3 separate regions of the Homo sapiens genome follow, and all the other regions are linked to region 2. Evidence: chromatin contacts called from ENCODE Hi-C or POLR2A ChIA-PET data. All regions are on one chromosome and are shown on one strand. The core of a region is the stretch at or near the end of the contact, and the rest is flanking DNA. Distances in the headings are between cores, read along the strand shown. Region 1 overlaps CCDC63 (coiled-coil domain containing 63). Region 2 has its middle 33 kb from the start of PPP1CC. Region 3 overlaps PPTC7 (protein phosphatase targeting COQ7).

What was found. A loop is a pair of places that touch in the nucleus more often than their neighbours do. ChIA-PET counts read pairs that join two places held with the same protein, here RNA polymerase II (POLR2A). Pooled maps may share reads with other maps.
Region 1: a map with no recorded cell type shows a loop between it and region 2 (8-fold over the local background). The contact joins two enhancer-like sites. A Hi-C loop is called at or near these places in 6 of 37 single-sample maps with no recorded cell type and 5 of 50 pooled maps.
Region 3: a pooled map shows a loop between it and region 2 (5-fold over the local background). The contact joins two enhancer-like sites. A Hi-C loop is called at or near these places in 11 of 50 pooled maps. POLR2A ChIA-PET finds 5 or more read pairs at or near these places in 4 of 52 experiments (A673, B cell, GM12878 and 1 more).

What each region holds. Positions count from the first base shown.
Region 1 is chr12:110,904,256-110,908,410 of GRCh38, forward strand. It overlaps CCDC63 (coiled-coil domain containing 63), which reads left to right. Exons shown (of 12, transcript NM_152591.3): 11 at 333-536; 12 at 3,076-3,280. The coding sequence ends at 3,221. Among named protein-coding and RNA genes, the nearest start is that of MYL2, 14 kb to the right of the region's middle. Within about 2 kb of position 1,941, at least 3 of the 41 ENCODE cell types and tissues checked have a DNase peak (open chromatin) inside an H3K27ac peak, as active enhancers do.
Region 2 is chr12:110,773,683-110,777,984 of GRCh38, forward strand. No RefSeq gene overlaps it. Among named protein-coding and RNA genes, the nearest start is that of PPP1CC, 33 kb to the left of the region's middle. RefSeq lists an enhancer at 2,776-3,115. Within about 2 kb of position 2,934, at least 2 of the 41 ENCODE cell types and tissues checked have a DNase peak (open chromatin) inside an H3K27ac peak, as active enhancers do; they include GM12878, where a contact is called at or near this core.
Region 3 is chr12:110,559,206-110,564,050 of GRCh38, forward strand. The region is part of intron 1 of PPTC7 (protein phosphatase targeting COQ7); the gene reads right to left. Among named protein-coding and RNA genes, the nearest start is that of PPTC7, 22 kb to the right of the region's middle. Within about 2 kb of position 3,311, at least 9 of the 41 ENCODE cell types and tissues checked have a DNase peak (open chromatin) inside an H3K27ac peak, as active enhancers do; they include GM12878, where a contact is called at or near this core.

The sequences.
Region 1 (4,155 bases), core at 691-3,190, 130 kb after region 2:
CACTTGAACTGGGAGTTTGAGGTCGCAGTGAGCCAAGATCATGCCACTGCACTTCAGCCTGGGCAACAGAGCCAGACCTTGTCAAAAAAAAAAAAAAGTCAATTATTTTTCTCTCAAGAACCAAATTTCAGCCTCTAAGGGTGAGGAGTGATGTTGTCCTGTTGAGAATGCATAGTGACGCCCAGGAGAAAGCCTTTTCCTTGTCAGAGCCCAGATCCCGCACCTCCTGTACTTCCTGCTCCTCCCCGCCCTCTGCAGTGGTGGCACCACCCACAGTGCCCCCAGGCCCAGGTCTCTCGGCAGCCATCTTGGTCCTGCTTCTTGTTCTCCAGCCATCATTGAAAAGAAGACCAACGACCTGCTGCTGTTGGAGACCTACAGGCGCATCCTGGAAGTGGAAGGGGCAGAGGCTGAGATCCCGCCACCCTTCATCAACCCTTTCTGGGGTGGCTCTGCCCTCCTCAAGCCCCCAGAACCCATCAAAGTCATCCCCCCAGTGCTGGGGGCTGACCCCTTCAGCGACAGGTTGGATGATGGTGAGTTCTCTCTCTCTCAATCTGCACAGGTTGCTAGGGAACCTGTGCCTTCAGGTCTGGGGAGACCGTGTCCAGGTGCCCGAGAGGGTCTGCAGTGTTGAACCTCGGTTTCCTCTCTTTATGAGCTCTTGTGGCCTGCCAGTTCCCTTGGGTGCCATCTTGGCTGTGGTCACTTGGTGTCACTTGCTTGGGGACTTTTCTCTCTATGATGCTAGGGTGACACAGATCCTGAAGTTTAGTTATTTTGGATATTTTTAAAAGTCAAAACTACCTTTTGATCATTTAAAATGAACCTTAAAATATCAAAAGTTTACAAGTTGGCAAGTTATGAGTAAACAGAGTTCCCAGACTCAGTGTCTCATGCTCACCCTATCTATGCTCCTGAGTCTCACTCACCTATGACCACCCTTTCCCTGACCCATTGTGCCTCCAGGACCCATCCTTGGCCCCTCCCCATTTTTGTCCCCTAACCCCACGGTTGAAGCAGCTTCAACCTGGTCCATGCCAGAAGCGAAATGGTCAACTGTGGCTCTTCCAACACCAGCCCATTGATCTTCCTTCTTTTCCAAGGTGGAAACTCACTCATCCTCCTCATGTGGGGAGCCAGGCCTTCACTCTGAAGGTGGGAATCAAATTGACCTCACCTGCTTTTTGGAGAGCAGTTTGGCCACATATATGGGAACCGATCCTTCCAGAAGGACTACTCAAGGGTGGAAGATGAAAGGTGGAGGAGTGGAGGCTGTTCACTGCAGCCCCAAACTGGAAACAAGTATAATGCCCACCCCTTAGAGATTGGTTAAATAAGGTCCAGCTCATCCACCCATGCAGTGGAATTCTAAGCAGCCCCAAAAATAAGGCACAGGGCCAATATGAAGAGACTAGGAAGATGCCCTTGATATTAAGACAAAAAGGGAAAACAGTCAGTTGCACAATTGTCTGGGCATCCTGAGAAGTACTGTATTGTATAATCCCATCTTTCTAAAAACATTCTCTACATATGCATGCAATACACAGGCACACACATGCGTGTGTACACACACACGTGTATGTATATATATGTGTGTGTGTATGTGTATATATGTGTGTGTGTATATATATAATATTATATATAATATATATTATATTATATATAATATATATTATATAAAATATATATTATATTATTATAATATATATTATATAAAATATATATTATATTATTATAATATATATTATATAATATAATATATATTATATATTATAATAATATAATATATAATATATATATAATATATATACTTTTTTTTTGCCAGTAGTCCTCAGTCAGGGGTGATTTACCCTTTATGGGACATTTGGCAATATCTGAAGATATTTTTGGTTGTCACAACTGAAAGTGACGGTGCTGCTGTCATCTAGTGGCCAAGGATGCTGCTAAAAATCTCACAATGCACAGGACAGCACTTCACAACCCTGATACGTAATAAGAGATATAAGACATGTGAGAGGGGGAGGGAGAGGGAGAGAGGGAGGAAGGCTCAGAGGCAGGAAGAGGAGGAGGAGGAGGAGGAGGAGGAGGGAGGGGCGATGAGAGAAAGGGAAGGAGGAAGGTTTCTAGATTATGCATAAAAAACCAAACAGAGGTGTATAAGCCACCTGTTACAGTGGATAATTCTGGATGGTGGTTTGCAAATAATGTTGCATTTCTAAGTTAAACAATTCTGTATTGTTTGAAATTTTCTCTTACAATGACCTTGCATGACTTTAGTAAGTAGGGGAAAAAATCAATTTTTTAAAAGCTGCCCCCATTTCTCTGAGCAGCATTTCAAGTGTGCCAAGGATGTAGAGACCCCCAACAAGCACACGTGCACACACACACATGCACACAACACATGCACACACACACGCACACACAGAGATCCTGTGTGTTTCAGCTGAGGAGACTGAAACGCAGCAGGAGTGAAAGCTAGGTCAGATGCCACCCATCTCAGCACAACTTCCACCGCCCTTTCAGTTCCTAAAAGGTTGGGGGGAGAGGTGGGCCAAGCTGCTGGTTAAGTCGTCCTCACAAGGTCAGAAATGTACAGATACTGTCTTCACATCTGTTCAAGGGAATGTTGATGAACATTAGGTTCTCCCAGCCCACTGGCCTCTATGGCCTACAGGTGTGAATTAGAAGGGCCACTTCTGGGTAGATTAAATTAGAAAAAGTTGCCCCTTCTGGGTAGCTATGGCTCAGCAATCAAGTGGGGGCTGGATTTCAGCCCATCCATCTACCGCTCTCCTCAGGTGTCTTTGTGCAGTGCACATCCTGAACAACTGCACATGGTGGCCCTAACTCCTTAACATTAAACCAGACATTCTTCACATCCTTGTCTGGGAGAAAAACTAGTCATTGTCTGGGCAGCCCCAAGAAGTATATTTCTGTTCATTCTCCCCCTCCTTGAAACCTGAGAATTTCCATGCTCCACTCCCCAGTGCTATGGAGGGACGCCAAACCAGGCTTAGCCCCAGCCCTGGGGTTGATTTCCCAGCACCTCACACAAATCTGATCTTGGTGCAGTGGAACAGCCCCTGGACCACAGCAGCCTTCGGCAGCTGGTTCTCGACAATTATATCCTGAAGGAGAATCGGAGTAAGGAAGTGCGCGGAGACAGCCTGCCTGAGAAGGTGGATGACTTCAGATCCAGGAAGAAAGTAACCATGTGAGGTGCATGCATGGGGCCACCTTTGCAACATAACCGAAAGAATAAATGTTTTGTTCTGTAGCCTCGTGCCTGTCACACACATTACTAAGGGCTTTGGGTACTGGGGCCACCTCTGGGCTGGGGCCGAGGAGCGAGAAGTAAAAGCGGGAACAGGGAGTGGGAACCATGTGAGTCCATCAAGGCCCCTGGAAACCTCTGAGCTGGAGACCAGCACAGGCCACCCCCAGATATGCAGAGACATGGATGCAGATGCGGTCCACCAGATGTAACAGGGACTAGCCCGGGGGAGGGGCCATGCTGGAGCCAAAGTGTGGATCCTGAGACGCCCCTGGCCACCCGAGGTGTGGCAAACACTCACAAATGGGAAGTGGGAGCTGGGGGCGTGCTGGATCTGCTACTCTGGGTGTGTCTGTGTACATGTGTGTATATCTGTGTTTCTGAGTGTCTGTGTCTCTGTGTGTTTGTATCTATGTGTCTGTATATATGTCTGTGTATATCTCTTTGTGTATCTGAGTGTGTCTCTGTGTCTGTGTGTCCATGTATGTGTGTACCCGTGTGTGTCTCAGTATCTGTGTGCATCTCCATATGTCTCTGTGTCTCTGTTTCTGTGTGTCTCTGCGTGTCTGCACCGGTGTGTGTCTCTGTATATCTCTGTGTCCGTGTGTGTCTCTGCATGTCTGTATCTGCGTGCATCTCCGTATGTCTCTGTGTCTCTGTCTCTGTGTGTCTCTGCATGTCTGCACCTGTGTATGTCTCTGTGTGTCCCTGTCTATGTGTCTCTGTATGTTTCTGTGGCTCTCTCTGTGTGTGTCTCTGTGTGTCCCTATCTGTGTGTCTCTGTGTGTGTCTCTGTATGTTTCTGTGTCTCTCTCTCTGTGTGTCTCTGCATGTCTGTATCTGTGTGCATCTCTGTGTCTCTGTGTGTGTCTCTGTAT
Region 2 (4,302 bases), core at 1,684-4,183:
GACTTCTGGTCATACTGACTGCTCCTTATACACTAATTATAATGCATTAGCTTGGCCAGGCACAGTGGCTCATGCCTGTAATCGCAGCACTTTGGGAGGCCAAGGCAGGCAGATCACCTGAGGTCAGGAGTTCAAGACCAGCCTGGCCAACATGGTGAAACCCCATCTCTACTAAAAAATACAAAAAATTAGCTGGGTGTGGTGGTGGGTGCCTGTAGTCCCAGCTACTCGGGAGGCTGAGGCAGGAGAATGGCGTGAACCCAGGAGGAAGAGCTTGTAGTGAGCCGAGAATGCCCCACTGCACTCCAGCCTGGGCGACAGAGCAAGACTCTGTCTCAAAAAAAAAAAAAAAAAAAAAAAGAAACTAACACTTACTCTTCAAATGTAAACTCCATATTAATTCAGAGCAGGGGCTGGGCCTTGCAATGGGTAGGGCAGAGAAGCAGGTATCGAATTGTCTGATTGGTTTCTCCTCTGGCCCCCAAACTAACAAAACAACACCCCCACCCCCAAAAGGCTGTGGATGAGGACGGGCACAGTGGCTCATGCCTGTAATCCTAGCACTTTGGGAAGCTGAGGTGGGCAGATCACATGAGGTCAGGAGTTCAAGACCAGCCTGGCCAACATGGTGAAACCCCATCTCTACTAAAAATACAAAAATTAAGCTGGGCACGGTGGCTCACACCTGTAATCCCAGCACTTTGGGAGGACGAGACGAGCGGATCACGAGGTCAGGAGTTCAAGACCAGCCTGGCCAACATGGTGAAAACCCGTCTGTACTAAAAATACAAAATTAGCCAGGCGTGATGGCAGGCACCTGTAATCCCAGCTACTCAGGAGGCTGAGGCAGGAGAATCACTTGAACCTGGGCAGCAGAGGTTGCAGTGAGCCAAGATCGAGCCACTGCACTCTAGCCTGGGCGATAGAGTGAGACTCTGTCTCAAAAAAAAAAAAAAAAAAAAGCCAGGTGTGGTGGTGCACACCTGTAATCCCAGCTACTCAGGAGGCTGAGGCAGGAGAATCACTTGAACCGGGGAGGTGGAGGTTGCGGTGAGCCGAGATCATGCGACTGCACTCCAGCCTGGGTGACAGACCAAGACCCAAAACTCCGTCTCAAAAAGAAAAAAAAAAAAAAAAAAAGGGCTGTGAATGAGATGGGCTTGTATTATCCCATTGGAACCTGGCTTTTCCAGGACTTTCTTCTGACTATACTCATCTCTGAGGCGGGTCCCTGTGAATGGTTTTCTTGTCCTGTCATCCACAGGGTTAATCCCTTGAGGGATGTGTTCAGATTGCTGCTTGGCTGCTTCCTGGCTGTGTGACCTTGGGCAAATGACTTCACTTCTCTGAGCTTCAGTTTCCTCCTCTGCAAAATGGAGGTAAGAATAGTGCTTAGCTCATGCAACTGTTGTGAAGGAATGGAAGAGATAAGCAATGGGAAGTGTTTAGCCTGCAACCTCATCTTAGAGCACCTGATACAATCGAACTATCATTACCATTCTCAGATAATTTTTTAAAATAGTGTCTCCTCAAGCAACTGTTTAGAACAGCGCTATCCATTAGAAATAGAATTCAAGGCCGGGCACGGTGGCTCACGCCTGTAATCCCAGCACTGTGGGAGGCCAAGGCGGATGGATCCCTTGAGGCCGGGAGTTCGAGACCAGCCTGGCTAACATGGTGAAACCCCCTCTCAACTAAAAATACAAAAATTAGCCAGGTGTGATGGTGGGCGCCTGTAGTCCCAGCTACTTGGGAGGTTGAGGCGGGAGAATCGCTTGAATCTGGGAGGCAGAGGTTGCAGGGAGCCAAGATCTCGCCACTGCACTCCAGCCTGGGCAACAGAGTGTGTTTAAAAAAAAAAAAAAAGAATTCAAACCACATATGGACTTTTAATTTTTCCAGTAGCCTCATTAAAAAAGCTGAAGTTAATTTAAATGATATATTTAATTTAACCTGATATATTTTAAAAATGACCATTTTAACACGTAATCAATATAAAGAAAGCATTCTGGTCGGGCACAGTGGCTCATGCCTGTAATCCTGGCACTTTGGGAGGCCGAGTCGGGTGGATCACCTGAGGTCAGGAGTTCAAGACCAGCCTGGCCAACATGGTGAAACCCCGTCTCTACTAAAAATACAAAAATTAGCCGGGCACGGTGGTAGGCACCTGTAATCCCAACTACTTGAGAGGCTGAGGCAGTAGAATAGCTTGAATCTGGGAGGTGGAGGTTATAGTGAGCCAAGATCATGCCATTGTACTCCAGCCTGGGTGACAAGACAGTCCATCTCAAAAAAAAAAAGAGAGAGAGAAAAAAAAGAAAGTATTTCAAGGCTAGGTGCAGTGGCTCATGCCTGTAATCCTAGCACTTTGGGAGGCCAAAGTGAGAGGATTGCTTGAAGCCAGGAATTTGAGACCAGTCTGGGCAACATAGTGAAACCCTGTTTCGAAAGAAAGAAAAGAAAGAAAGAAAGAAAGAAAGGAAGGAAGGAAGTAAAGAAAATTAGCTAGAAGTGATTACACATACACAAGTCCCAGCTACTTGTGAGGCCATTACAGCTTGGGTGACAGAGTGAAACCCTGACTCATAGAAATAAGAAAAAAAAGAAAGAAGGAAGGAAAGAAAATGAATGAAAGAAAGAAAGAAAGAAAAGAAATTAATTTAGCACCATAGGAAAGGTTTTTTTTAAAAAAGCATGAGCTATGTTATCCTCTTTTTTTTTTTTTGTATAAGGCTACAAAATCTGGTATTTTGCACTTATATCCCATCTCAGTTCGGACAAGCCACATTTCAAGGGCCCAAAACCCCATTTGGTGAGTGGCAGCCATATTGGATAGAGACAGCCCACCTTCTCTGGTTTTGTCTCTGCAGATAGCCAAGGAAACCTAATTATGCATCCAACTCTCTGGCCCATTGGCTGAGTCACCTGCCGGGAAGCTTTCAGAATATTTATAGGTAACTGATCTACAGAAAACAGAAAGTGATACCATCTCCAGCCCCCACAACCTTTCTTCAGTCTCAAGTTTGCCGTCTCAGCTACTGTTTTCTAGAGGCCCAGTGGGAAGAGTATGCAAAGTGGCAGTAAAGTACATATGTAAACGTGTAGGCAAAAGGCTGAGAGGATTCTTACCAAACTACTCACAGTGGAAAATAAGAGTAATGTCCAAGCAGAGTTTAGTTTTGTCAGTCATGCCCTAATTTTGTTTTTGTTTTTTAGAATGTATTCATTCACATATTACTTGTGTAAGTGAAAGTCAATTGATATATATATAGAGATAATAGTAAAGAAAAGTAACCATGATTTGCGGTAAATCCCCAAGAAGTTTAATGGAAAGCAGTGAGTGCAGAGATTACAAGGTGGACTCTGGGGCCGGCTGCCTGCCTTTGCATCCTAGCCCTGCTGTCTACTAGCTGTGTGACCTTGGGCAAGGTTCTCTTGCTTTCTGGGCCTCAGTTTCCTCATCTATAAACTAAGGATAATGATGGGACCTATGTTACAAGGTTGTCACAATGATTTGATGAGCAGGTGTAAGGTGTTAAGATGGGATCTGGAACACAGAGTCTCAGCTGTAATAACTAAAATAATTAGTATTATCACTGTTTTTGGTGGAAGAGTAAGTAGCAAGAAACTCTCTTGGTGAAAATACAAGAGCTGCGGTGGCTCACGTCTGTAATCCCAGCACTTTGGGAGGTCGAGGCGGGCAGATCACTTGAGGTCAAGAGTTTGAGACCAGCCTGGCCAACATGATGAAACCCTATCTCTACTAAATATAGAAAAAATTTGCCAGGCGCGGTGGCGCACCCCTCTAGTCGTAGCTACTCAGGAGGCTGAGGCAGGAGAATCGCTTGAACCTGGGAGGCGGAGGTTGCAGTGAGCTGAGATCACGCCACTGCATTCTAGCCTGGGCGACAGAGCGAGACTCCATCTCAAGAAGAAAAAAAAAGGAAATAATATGCTGGAGTGAGAGCTGCAAGACCAGCTGCTAAGCCTGGATCTGCCATTACCTAATTTGTGTAAACTTGGGCCTCAGTTTTGTACTAATTCTAACAACAACATACATTTTCTAGTCCTTACTATCATTTCGGAACTCTACATGTCTCGTTTCATCAGATCTTCACAACACCCCTCTGAGAGAGAGATACTGTTGTTGTTGTTGTTATTATTACTATCTTGAGACGGAGTCTCGTTCTGTCGCCCAGGCTGGAGTGCAATGGCACGATCTCGGCTCACTACAACCTCTGCCTCCCGGCTTCAAGTGATTCTCCTGCCTCAGACTGCCGAGTAGCTGGGATTACAGGTGCC
Region 3 (4,845 bases), core at 2,061-4,560, 210 kb before region 2:
TTTTTGTAGAGATGCGGTCTCATTATGTTGCCCAGGCTGGTCTCAAACTCCTGGGGTCAAGTGATCCTCCTGCCTCAGTCTCCCAAAGTGCTGGGATTACAAGCACAAATCACCATGCCTGGTTTCTACAGTTAAGAGTTAAAAAGGGAAGCAAAAAGAGTAATTCTGGGTGTCTGCCATCATTAAGTGTTTATAAGAAGAAAAAAATTTTTTTTTTTTTTTAAGAAATGGGGTCTCGGGCCCAGCGTGGTGGTTCACGCCTGTAATCCCAGCACTTTGGGAGGCCGAGGTGGGCAGATCACTTGAGGTCAGGATTTCAAGACCAGCCTGTCCAACATGGTGAAACCCCGTCTCTACTAAAAATACAAAAATTAGCTGGGTGTGGTGGTGCGTGCCTGTAATCCCAGCTTCTTGGGATGCTGAGGCAGGAGAATCACTTGAACCTGGGAGGTGGAGGTTGCAATGAGCCAAGATTGCATCACTGCACCCCAGCCTGGGCGACAGAGCAAGACTCAGCCTCAGGGGAAAAAAAAAAAAAAAAAAAAGAAATGGGGTCTCACTCTGTCACCCAGACTGGAATGCAGTGGTGTAGTAATAGCTCACTGCGGCCTCAAACTCCTGAGCTCAAGAGATTCTCCCATTTCAGCCTCCTGAATATCTGGGACTACAGGCATGTGCCACCATACCCAGCTATTTATTTTTTGTAGGGATGGGTCCTCGCCATGTTGCCCAGGGTGGTCTTGAACTCCTAGGCTGAAGTGATCCTCCTGCTTCGGCCTCCCAAAATGCTAGAATTACAGGAATGGGCCACTGAGCCCAGCCAAGAAGAAAATTCTTAAGCAATTTTCATTTTTCTAATTAACATGTTTTTGTCTTTGCCAAAATGGTATAACCATGTAAAATGGTAGTTATGACCAGGCGTGGTAGCTCATACCTGTAATCCCAGCATATTGGGAGGCTGAGGTAGGAGGATTGTTTGAGCCAAGGAATTCGAGACCAGCCTAGGCAACATAGCAAAACCCGTCTCTACAAAAAAATTTAAAAATCAGCCAGGGATGGTGGCACACACCTGTAGTTCCAGCTAAACAGGAGGCTGAGGGTGGGAGGACTGCTTGAGTCCAGGAGGTCAATGCTGCAATGAGCTGTGATCACACTACTTGCACTTCAGCCTGAGCGACAGAGCGAGACCCTGTCTCAAAAAATAAAAAATAAAAAAAGGTAGTTATAACCAAATGATAGCTATCTTAAAAATCCTATCTTCCCAATTACACAGTCACCTAACTGTGTAATTGCAAAAGGCTTACTATAAGAAAGACTTCTGAACTAGTCAAAATCAGCAAGAGCGTCTCCAGTCCTGTCCTCCATTAACAGCCATCAACATGATGTTGCAATTATTTTAAACCCCTCCTACTGCACTCATCTTCAGACTGACATGCAGTTACCTACAAAGCAAACGTTTTCTAGAAGAACGCGATGCCTAGAGAATAAATACTAAACTTCAATTTTAATATAAGCATCAATGAAGAAAAACAATTTGATTTTGTCCAAAAATGTATTTAATGTACACTCTGGAAGAATTTCAAATATTAAGTAGTATCCAAAGGTAATAGCTTTATTCCTTGCATCTTTGATGATCTCAAGGCATCTTACATCAAGCCTCGCATTCCAAAGAAGCATACTGGCTCTACATGGATTGTCTTTCCATCAGTGAAACACATCTCCTGCCTACTAGGATGGGTACTTGATAGTGAGTTGAAACTCTAGAGGAGAAACTGAATAAGAATCTGGCAGGATCACAATAATTGAATAACAGAAGTATCAGGAGACCCTCTGCACTCTAAGGAATAAGGGTATCTGCTTTTACAGACTTTCTGCAGTAAGGGGCCATCTAATGAGAAAGGGGGCTAAGCAATATTTATTGCAGTACGACAGGCATCTTTTCAGATGCTGAGGCTTTTCAAAGACTTTAGTGTTCTCAGAGCCAGCCTCATTTGTCTAAAGACATCACAGCATGAAGCACTGTAACTAGAAAAAAAATGAGATCAGAGTAGAAACTCAATTTCCTATCCAATGGAACAGATCACATTTATATCAACATTTCTTTTTTTTTTCTTTCTTTCTTTTTTGAGATGGAGTCTCACTCTGTGGCCTAGGCTGGAGTGCAGTGGCGCAATCTCAGGTCACTGCAACCTTCGCCTCCCAGGTTCAAGTGACTCTCCTGCCTCAGCCTCCCGAGTAGCTGGTATTACAGGCACCCACCACCATGCTTGGCTAATTTTTCTATCTGTAATACAGACATGGGGTTTCGCCATGTTGGCCAGGCTGGTCTCAAACTCCTGACCTCAAGTGATTGCCCCCCAACACAGCCTTGGGCTCCTAAAGTTCTGGGATTACAGGCATGAGCAACCGCATCCAGCCTATATCAACATTTCTTAAACCTCAACTATTTGGGCACTTAAGAACGCTCCCGACGGGGTGCAGTGGCTCATGCCTGTAATCCCAGCACTGTGGGAGGCTGAGGCGGGTGTATCATTTAAGCTCAGGAGTTCAAGAGCAACCTGGGCAACATGGTAAAACCTCCGTCTCTACTAAAAATACAAAAAATTAGCCAGGCATGGTGGCACACACCTGTGGTCCGAGCTGCTTGGGGGACAGGGGTAGAAGGATCACTTGAGCCCGGGAGCTGTGATCGTGCCACTGTACATGAGCCTGGGTGACACAGCAAGACCTGCCTCAAAAAAAACCCCAACAAAACAAAAAACACTCCCCTGTGATTCAAGACTGTGAAATGTTGTATCTGCAAATAATTATCCCAAACGGAGAGTCGCTTGAGCCAGGAGGTTGAGGCTGCAGTGAGCTATCACTGTGCCACTGCAATCCAGTCTGGGTGAAAGAGCAAGACACTGTCTCTATTTTAAAAATGAAAAAAATTAGCCATGCCTGGTGGCGCATGCCTGTAGTCCCAGCTACTCGGAAGGCTGAGGCAGGAGAATCGTTTGAACCCAGGAGGCGGAGGTTGCACAGGGAGCTGAGATCGCACCACTGCACTCCAGCCTGGGCAACAGATTGAGACTCCATCTCAAAAAAAAAAAAAAAAAAAAAAAAAAAAAATCCAAAATGAATGAAAAGCAGGATGACTGAAAAAATATATTCAACAAATATATTCTGTCAAGTTATACAGAAAAATGTCATGTGCTTTTTGACTAACAACAGTCCTTTCAGTTCTATGGAGGTAAAATTATATAGATTATGCTGCACTTCCTGTTTTAACAAGCAAGTGAAATACTCCCTTTGCAAGAAGTTTCCGGCCCAGTGCAGTGGCTCACACCTATAATCCCGCACTTTGGGAGGCTGAGGTAAACAGATCACTTGAGGTCAGGAGTTTGAGACCAGCCTGGCTAACATGGTGAAACTTCATCTCTACTAAAAATACAAAAATGACCCAGGTATGGTGGCGCATGACTGTAATACCACCTAGCTGGGTAACTGAGGCAGGAGAATCGCTTGAACCCAGGAAGCAGAGGTTGCAGTGAGCTGTGATTGAGCCACTGCACTCCAGCCTGGGTGACAAAGCGAGACTCTGTCTCAAAAAAGAAAAAAGAAGAGGAAAAAAAAAAAGAAGAAAGATGTTTCTGGCCAGTCGCGGTGGCTCATGCCTATAATCCCAGCACTTTGGGAGGTCGAGGCGGGTGGATCACCTGAGGTCAGGAGTTCGAGACCAGCCTGGCCAACATGGCAAAACCCTGTCTCTACTAAAAATACAAAAATTAGCTGGACTTGGTGGTAGGCACCTGTAGTCTCAGCTACTTGGGAGGCTGAGACAGAATTGCCTGAACCTGGGAGGCAGAGATTGCAGTAAGCAAAGATTGCGCCATTGCACTCCAGCCTGGGCGACAGGGTGAGTGAGACTCCATCTCAAAAAAAAAAAAAAAAAAAAAAAAAAGAAGAAGAAGAAAAAAGAAGTTTCCATTCCACATTAATCACAATGAAATCTGTGTCTTTTGATTCTCCAGAGATCAAGACTACGTCAAGAACAAGATCTCTAAGCAGAAGTTAATTCAAAAGTGAAGGTAATGAAGCTCAAAGGATGGACTGAAAAGTTCAACCCTGTAATAAAACATGTGAAAATGGCCGCATGAGGTGGCTTACGCCTGTAATCCCAGCACTTTGGGAGGCCAAGGCAGGTGGATCACCTGAGGTCAGGAGTTCAAGACCAGCCTGGCCAACATGGTGAAACCCCATTTCTATTAAAAATCAAAATTAGCCAGGCGTGGTAGCACATGCCTGTAATCCCAGCTACTCAGGAGACTGAGGCAGTAGAATCCCTTGAACCTGGGAGGCAGAGGTTGTGGTGAGCCGAGACTGCGCCACTGCACGCCAGCCTGGGCAACAAGAGCGAAAATCTGTCTCAAAAAAAAAAAAAAGTGTGAAAATGGAAACTATAGGCAAAACTCAAACAACAAAATCAAAGCTGTAGTAAGCGGTTCATTTTGTGTTTGAGAATTCCAAACAAAATAGTTAGCTATTCCTTGCTAGCTTAGTAATTATGAGACAACTTAAGAATTAATCAAATTAATGAGCCTCCACATACACTTACACCTATGTCTAGAATACTTCATTAACTAGAGAAGATAATTTCCAGACTATTCTGGGCAGTTGCCTTGTCTTAAAAAGCAGTGAAAAGTGCTGACATGAGGATTAGGAAACAATTGTGTGAAGGCAAAGAAACTTAAAGTCATCCTTTTAAAAATAAAAATGTTCTTCCTTTAACTTCAATAATTCTGTTTAAATACCAATACTTAATGTGGAATTATCTATTCTGGCTCAACTGTGGCTTGGGAACTT